Regions from separate parts of the Homo sapiens genome. Here region 1 is linked to region 2. A link is a contact called in ENCODE Hi-C or POLR2A ChIA-PET data. All regions are on one chromosome and are shown on one strand. The core of a region is the stretch at or near the end of the contact, and the rest is flanking DNA. Distances in the headings are between cores, read along the strand shown.

Region 1 (3,591 bases), core at 1,092-3,591, 210 kb after region 2:
AAGAGAGGAAGACCTCCCTGGGGCAGCCATGGGACGGGAGCCAGGTGGGGTGTGGCCCCTGGGATGGGGGTGGTGTACACACCCACACAAGGTTGGCCTGGTGGGCCAGGGCCAGGCTGCACGGGCTGAGAGAAGCTGACGGCCTTGTCTGTGACCTCCAGGACCCCTGGGTCTGCCTCTGTGGGCCCCTAATCCTGGGCTCACAGACCTGCCAGCCTCCGTGCGTGCTGGCCTGTGCCTGGTGGGCACGGCTGGTGCAGGCTCCAAGGGGGCCTGGCAAAGCCTGGAGCTGGCCCAGGGGAGGCCTCCCCTGGCCAGGGAGTCTCCCGACCCCCACCTTGGAGGGATGTATCAGCCCCGGTGAGGCTTCTCAGACTCATTCTGGAGCTTCTCAAGGGCGCGAGATCAATTTGGCCGAGAAGGGCCAAGGGCCGAGCCTGCACCTTCCTTCTGCCCCAATGCTAGGTGAAACATTCAATGTCTGTTTAAATCTATAGAAAAGGGTGAATTTGAGAGTTGAGGATTTATCAAACTTCCAGCAGTTAAGTCCCTGGGAAACAGCACCAAAAGAGAGATAATAAAGGAACCAAAAGAAGAAACCACACAGGAGCAGATGGAGGCACCAACTGCATAAAGAATGGTGACTGCACACAGGCAAGATGCGCACAGCAGGTGGGAAACTTCTGTAACAAGTATGTCCACAGGCAGATCACCTTTACCTGTGAGGAGCTTGTGTGCACGAGGGCAACCTCGCAGCAGCGACGCCCACCACAGAATGCTGATGGCTCAATCCCAGCAGAAGTTTATTTAGGGCACAGAAAGCTGGAAACAAGGGCTTGACTGGAGGCAGCTCTGCAGCAGGTGGAGATTTGGACAGCGAGGGCTGTCCTGGAGGAAGTCCCAAGGTCCTCACTTCCCTCTGTAGGCCACCCTTGGTGTGGACAACAGCTGCAGACAGGAGACACGGAGGGGGCACACAGAGGTCTTAGGGTCTGGCCTCAGGTGATGTCCATCACATCTCTTTCTGTTGGTGAGAGCTAGTTACCTGGGCCCCCAGGGTGCAAGGCCGAGCTGGCATGGCATGCAGACCAACTAGTAGGATCTTCTTGCCAGCTCAGGGGACAATGCACACATGGAGAAGTGCAGTTGGATACCAGGCATCTGGGAAAATGCACATGCTCACTCTTTTTCAAAGAAATGCAGGTTCCAAAACCAAACACCATTAGAAAATAGACACCAGCCAACACAATCAAGATTAGAAGGTCTATGGTGAGACCACTGATGGAGCGTGAAGCTGGCCAAACTCTGGAGAGTGGTTGATGATACGTATCAAGAATCCAAAATCCAGCAGGGCGTGGTGGCTCACGCCTGTAATCCCAGCCAGGAATTCGAGACCAGCCTGGCCAACATGGCGAAACCCCGCCTCTACTAAAAATACAAAAATTAGCTGGGCATGGTGGTGCACGCCTGTAGTCCCAGCTACTCAGGAGGCTGAGGCATGAGAATCACTTGGCCTTGAGTGATTGCAGTGAGCAGAGATCGCACCACTGCACTACAGCCTGGGTAACAGAGTGAAGTGAGTCTCTAAATAAATAAATAAATAAACCTGAAATCCTAGAAATCTGTTTAATGGCTCAAGATGTTATCTTTCCAAAACTCGAATCTGACCCTGTCACTCCCCGGCTCAAACATCTCCAATGGCTCCCCACTGCCATCCTGGCCATGTTCCAGCCCAGGCCCCTCCCTCCAGCCTCATCTTCCATGCTGAGGTTTGCACCTCCACTGTGGTGGAGCACAGCGGGCATTTCTCCCTGGTGCACCTTTGCTTCTTTGGGCCCCTCTGCCTGGAATGCCCTTCCTGTTCCTGTCCAGACCCACTCGAGACACTCCTGCCCTGAGCACCTCCTGCCTCTCCCTCCTCACTCCAGACACTCCTGCCCTGAGCACCTCCTGCCTCTCCCTCCTCTCTGCCGCTCCCCCCACCCTCATGCTCTCACCCTAGCTCCTCCTGTTACTGGGTCCCTCTGGGAGCACCGTCCTGACCAGTGCCCAACCTGGGCCTGGGGGACAGAGGGGTCGGCACATGTAGGCTGAGCTGAGCTTTCGGGAGCGAGGAGGCCAGGCGCTGGGAGTGGTGGCCTTGCTGTAGGCTGAAGACACAGCTCGCAGCTCAGCCTGCCCTCCACCTGACCCCCCGGGCCCAGCCTTCCCTAGTGGGCCACGACCTTCCCACCAGGGCCCTCGGCCCTGCTCCTGCTGGCCCCTGCAGACCTCAGCTGAGTCCAAGCTCCTGGAGGGCAGGGAGGGTGAGCATCTCGTGTGTCCCCAGCGCACAGCTGCTGTGCCAGCTCCCGGTAGGGATTTGTTACAGGAATAAATGGGGTGGGGGTTGGAGGAGATGGAGGCAGGCCCTGACGCCGGCTCCTGGCGCACCCTCCAGGCCCTCTCCATCGCGGCTTCGCGGCTCCGGCTCTGGCCCCGCCCCAGCCTTCCCCGCCCTGCCGGGAACCTGGGGCCTCTCGGACCACGAAAGCCGCCCACACCTCCGCGGCTCCGCCCTCGCCTCTCGCTCCCCCAGCCTAGCCTGGACCCTCCGCTCTCCGGGGCTCAGCAGCGACCCCGATCGGCCACACGCAAGCCGCCCACATCGCCGCGGCAGCCACCTACCCCGGGACGCCCAACCAAGCCCTCGGGGGACCAAGCCCGGGGACTTCGTCCCCAACTCCAGGCCAGTCAAGCCACCCCACAGGGGCCCTGCCTGTCCCACCCGCAGCGTGCTGGGGGGTCCATGCTTGCGGTGATCAGGAGGGTGGCACGGCCCTGGGGTTACAGCCGGCGGAGGGGCTTCCCAAAAGAATCCTCAGCCTCTCCCGCCTGCGGCGGCGCAGCCCAGGCGGGGCTCGGCCCGCAGAATCCCCTCGTGGCCTCGCCAGGTATGCGCGCGGGGCCCGGGGCGCGGGCCGGGGGCGGGCGCTGGAGCGGGGCCGGTGCCGGGCCCGCCGCGACACGCTCGGGGACGCGACGCACAAAGGCGCCTTCTGCCGCCCCCCGACCCCGCCCCGCGCTGCCCCCGTCCAGCGTGGCGGCCCGCCCCGGCAGGCGGTGAGGGGCTGTCGGGGTCCCCTCCTCCTGGGCCCGCCACCCCCCTCGCGGGCGACGTGCCCTGTCCGGGCGGCGCGCAGGCGCGGGCTTGTCCCACCGCGCAGGAATCCGAGGCCGCCGCGCGCGTTTCCGGCCCCAGCCCCGCCCGCGGTGCAGGGGAGCGAGTGCGCAGCCGCGTGTCGGGACTCGGACCCCCGTGGCCCCCGCCATACTCTCTTTCTCCACCCGCGGAGCTTTTGCTCAGGAATCCACTCTTGCAGCCAGGGAGCTTCCGGGCCCCCTCCTCCAGGGAGCGTTCCTGGCTGCTCCGGTGAGCACTTGCCTCCTCGCACCCCTGTCTGGGCACCTTGAGGACCCAGCCTGACCACTCCCCTCTCCTCTGTCTGCATAGGAAGGCGCCCCATTGGAAAGGGACCCCCCCCCCACCAGACCCTGGCAATCCCATGGCCAGGCCAGGGTTGGGAGTAAGGACCCACCAGGAAGGAGGGT
Region 2 (3,602 bases), core at 370-2,869:
AATGAGACACTATCTCAATTTTTAAAAAATGAAGAAACTAGAAAAAGGGAACACATTGAACCAAATTAAGTGGAAAGAAGGATCTAACAAAAATGAGAGCAGAAATTAATGAAATAGGGCCATGCACGGTGGCTCATGCCTGTAATCCCAGCACTTTGGGAGGCTGAAGTGGGCGGATCACCTGAGGTCGGGAGTTCAAGACTGGCCTGACCAACATGGAGAAACCCCGTCTCTACTAAAAATACAAAATTAGCCAGGTGTGGTGGTGCATACCTGTAATCCCAGCTACTCGGGAGGCTGAGAGAGGAGAATCGCTTAAACCCAGGAGGCAGAGGTTGCAGTGAGCCGATATCTCACCACTGCACTCCAGCCTGGGCAACAGAGCAGAGACTCCGTCTCAAAAAAAAAAAAAAAAGAAAGAAAAAAAAGAGGGTGGGGTCTTCCGCATTTCCTTTTTTCTCTTTTTTTTTTTTGAGACAGAGTTTCACTCTTGTCACCCGTCACCCAGGCTGGAGTGCAATGGCGGGATCTCAGCTCACTGCAACCTCCACCTCTCAGGTTCAAGTGGTTCTCCTGTCTCAGACTCGCGAGTAGCTGGGATTACAGGCGCCCACCACCAAGCCTGGCTAATTTTTTTGTATTTTTAGTGGAGACGGGGTTTCGCCATGTTGGCCAGGCTGGTCTCGAACTCCTCACCTTACGTGATCCGCCTGCCTTGGCCTCCCAAAGTGCTGGGATTACAAGCGTGAGCCACTACGCCTGGTTACGCATTTCTTTTTAGGCTCATTCCTGGGTATGTCACCGGCCCTATGGCGATTGTGAACAGCACCTGCAGATATTTGAGGGCGTGCGCAGCCAGGGTTCCCGCTCTGGGCAGGGGGCACAGCGAGGTGACTCACGGGTAACCACAGGTGGCCACGAATGACTGCTAGAAAGTGGGAATTTTAGGGGAACAGAAAACGGAGAATAGCGGGGCGCACGGGGAGGCTCTGGAACCTGGGCGAGCGGAGCGGCGGACGCCGCAAATGCGGAGGGCGGGGCAGGGTGGCCCCTGGCGGGTGTCTCCACCTCTGCGGCCAGGCCCCCCAGCGCAGCTGCCCTGGCCCCGCCCACCACTCCCAGAGCCCGGGGTTGGGTCCCAGGTCGCCCTCAGGAGCCAAGGCCCCGCCCACCACGCTCGGCCCCCTCGCCTCAAGCCCCGCCCACAGTTCGGGTCCAGACCCAGGCTCCGCCCCCTTCCCCCGCCCACAGCTCCAGTTCCCTTCGCAGGCCGTCTCTCCACGGGAGGCCCCGCCCCCCACCCTCAGCCCCGCATCCGGCTGAGTCCTCACCCCAGGCCTCGCTCGCCGCTGGAGACCGCGCTCACTATCCGAGGAGGACCCTCCTCTGCCCCGCGTCCAGCTTTAGTCCCCGACTGCGTTCATCGCCAAGGGCCCGCCCACTGCCTTAGGTCGCGTCGCCAGCCTTGGGTCCCGTCGCCAGCCTTGGGTCCCGTCCCCGGCTGCACTCACCGCGAGGCCCCACCCTTAGCTCTAGTCCCCGGTGTCGCCCACCGACGAGGCCCCGCCCCAAACTCCAGTCCCGGGCTGCGCTCACCGCCGTGGCCCCGCCCCCAAGCGCCAGTCCTCGGCTGCGCTCACCGGTAGGCCCCGCTCGGGTTCCGCCGAAGCCCAGCCCCCGCAGGTCGCCCCTCCGACGCCGGCGCGCCGCAAGGGAGGCCAGCTCGCTCGCAGTGGGGAGGTCGCGGCTCCAGTCCTCGCGTCCCCGCCGTGGTCCCGGTGCCTGTCCCATCCCGCGGGCGCGGCCGTTGCGGGCGGCGCGGCCCGGGCGCGCGCGGCGAATCTGCGGCTGCGAATCGGCTGGAGCGGGGCCTCGCGAGAGCGGCGAGGCCTGGGCGGCTGGGCCTGGGCGGGCGGCGCGGGCTGCTCCGGAGGCTCGGGTGGCTTGAGAGTCTTGGGAGGCTCCGGGCGCTGCCCGCGCGGTCGCCGGCATGACGGGCCGCGTGTGCCGCGGTTGCGGCGGCACGGACATCGAGCTGGACGCGGCGCGCGGGGACGCGGTGTGCACCGCCTGCGGCTCAGTGCTGGAGGACAACATCATCGTGTCCGAGGTGCAGTTCGTGGAGAGCAGCGGCGGCGGCTCCTCGGCCGTGGGCCAGTTCGTGTCCCTGGACGGTGAGTCCCGCGGGCTGGCGCTGCGCGGATTTCTCGGTGCGGCTTAGGCGGGCTGGAGGCGGTGACGGCGCGGCCGGGACCAGCGCCTCGGTACCGCACGCTCTGTCGGGGCGCGCGGTTCTGCGCCGTCTGGGCGCGAGTGTGGATCCCCTTGGCGAGAATGTAGACCTTCTTCGCGCGCCTGTGGACCCCCGTGGCGTGCGTGGACTTCCTCGACACACGCGTGGGCCAGGGCAGCCAGCACAGGGAGGGTTGAAGAGAGCCTGGGGAGCCCAGAAGGCCCCTCAAGCTGCCCCTCACTGTCACTCTCTGTGCCTGCAGTTTTGTTTTCAGCAATGTCTGGTACTTAGAATCCGATTGCTGCTGCCCTTGGCCTTGGTGGTTACCGGGCGGATGCCCTAGGGCCACTCAGGCTGCTGCAGGCCTCGGAGGGGACGTTTCAGTGATGGGCAGTATTGCGGGCTGGGGATGGACCCCAGCCTGTGGAAGGAGCTGGACTGTGGCCAGTTTCAGGTGGTTGTGAATAGAGCTGCTAAAAGGATTCATTTGCAGCTCTCTGTGTGAACATACGTTTTCATTTCTCTGGGGAACTTAGCTGTATGTGTAACTCTATGGGAAACTGTCATGAACTGTTTTGTGATGTGGCTGTGCCATTATGCATTCTCACCAGTTGCCCCACATCTTCACCAGCACTTGGTGTTGTCGATGTTTTTATTTCGGTTGTTCTAACAGGTGTGTGGCATCTCATCATAGTGGTATTCTGTATTTCTCTACTGGCTAGTGATGTTCAACCTTATTAGGGTGCTTATTTGCCATGCCCGAATCCTCTTTGTTGAAATGTGTGCTCAAGTCTTATTTTTTTATTTATCTCGAGACAGGATCTCACTCTGTGGCCCAGGCTGGTGTGCAATGGCCCAGTCATGGCTCTCTGCAGCCTTGAACTCCTAGGCTCAGGCAATTCTCCTGCCTCAACCTCCTGAGTAGCTGAGACTACAGGTGCATGCCACCATGCTGTGATCATTTATTTTATTTTATTTTTAGTAGAGACAAGGTCTCTATGTTGCCCAGGCTGGTCTCAAACTCCTGGGCTCAAGTGATACTCCAGCCTTGGCCTCCCGAATTGCTGGGATTACAGCGTGAGCCACCACACCCTGACTCTCATTTTTTATTTGGGTTGTTTTCTTATTGTTGAGTTTTGGGAGTTCTTTGTGGATTGTAGTTACAAGCCCTTTGTTGTATATGTGATTTTCAAAGCAGAAGTTTTTTTTCTTTTGAGATGGAGTCTTGCTCTGTTGCCCAGGCTGGAGTGCAGTGGCTCGATCTCGGCTCACTGCAAGCTCTGCCTCCCAGGCTCACGCCATTCTCCTGCCTCAGCCTCCCGAGTAGCTGGGACTACAGGAGCCCACTACCATGCCCGGCTAATTTTTT

Evidence for each region. Hi-C counts contacts between places; a loop is a spot of excess contacts on that map. ChIA-PET counts read pairs that join two places held with the same protein, here RNA polymerase II (POLR2A). Pooled maps may share reads with other maps.
Region 1: a loop to region 2 is called in a map of CD8-positive, alpha-beta T cell, with 15 times the contacts of the local background. The contact joins the promoter of LINC02298 here to the promoter of BRF1 in region 2. A Hi-C loop is called at or near these places in 11 of 168 maps with a recorded cell type or tissue (B cell, CD4-positive, alpha-beta T cell, CD4-positive, alpha-beta memory T cell and 7 more), 19 of 37 single-sample maps with no recorded cell type and 22 of 50 pooled maps. POLR2A ChIA-PET finds 5 or more read pairs at or near these places in 11 of 52 experiments (A549, AG04449, HEK293 and 7 more).

Annotation. Positions count from the first base shown.
Region 1 is chr14:105,092,897-105,096,487 of GRCh38, reverse strand. It overlaps LINC02298 (long intergenic non-protein coding RNA 2298), which reads right to left and starts at 2,341. Exons shown (of 6, transcript NR_110546.1): 1 at 2,272-2,341; 2 at 1,046-1,161; 3 at 720-948. RefSeq lists silencers at 2,453-2,502, 2,673-2,722, 3,033-3,292 and an enhancer at 2,188-2,810.
Region 2 is chr14:105,299,018-105,302,619 of GRCh38, reverse strand. BRF1 (BRF1 general transcription factor IIIB subunit) reads left to right here and starts at 1,619. Exons shown (of 18, transcript NM_001519.4): 1 at 1,619-2,174. The coding sequence starts at 1,991. It also overlaps the pseudogene LOC124903409 and a transcript of PACS2 not described here. RefSeq lists silencers at 938-1,307, 1,538-1,947 and an enhancer at 2,798-2,877.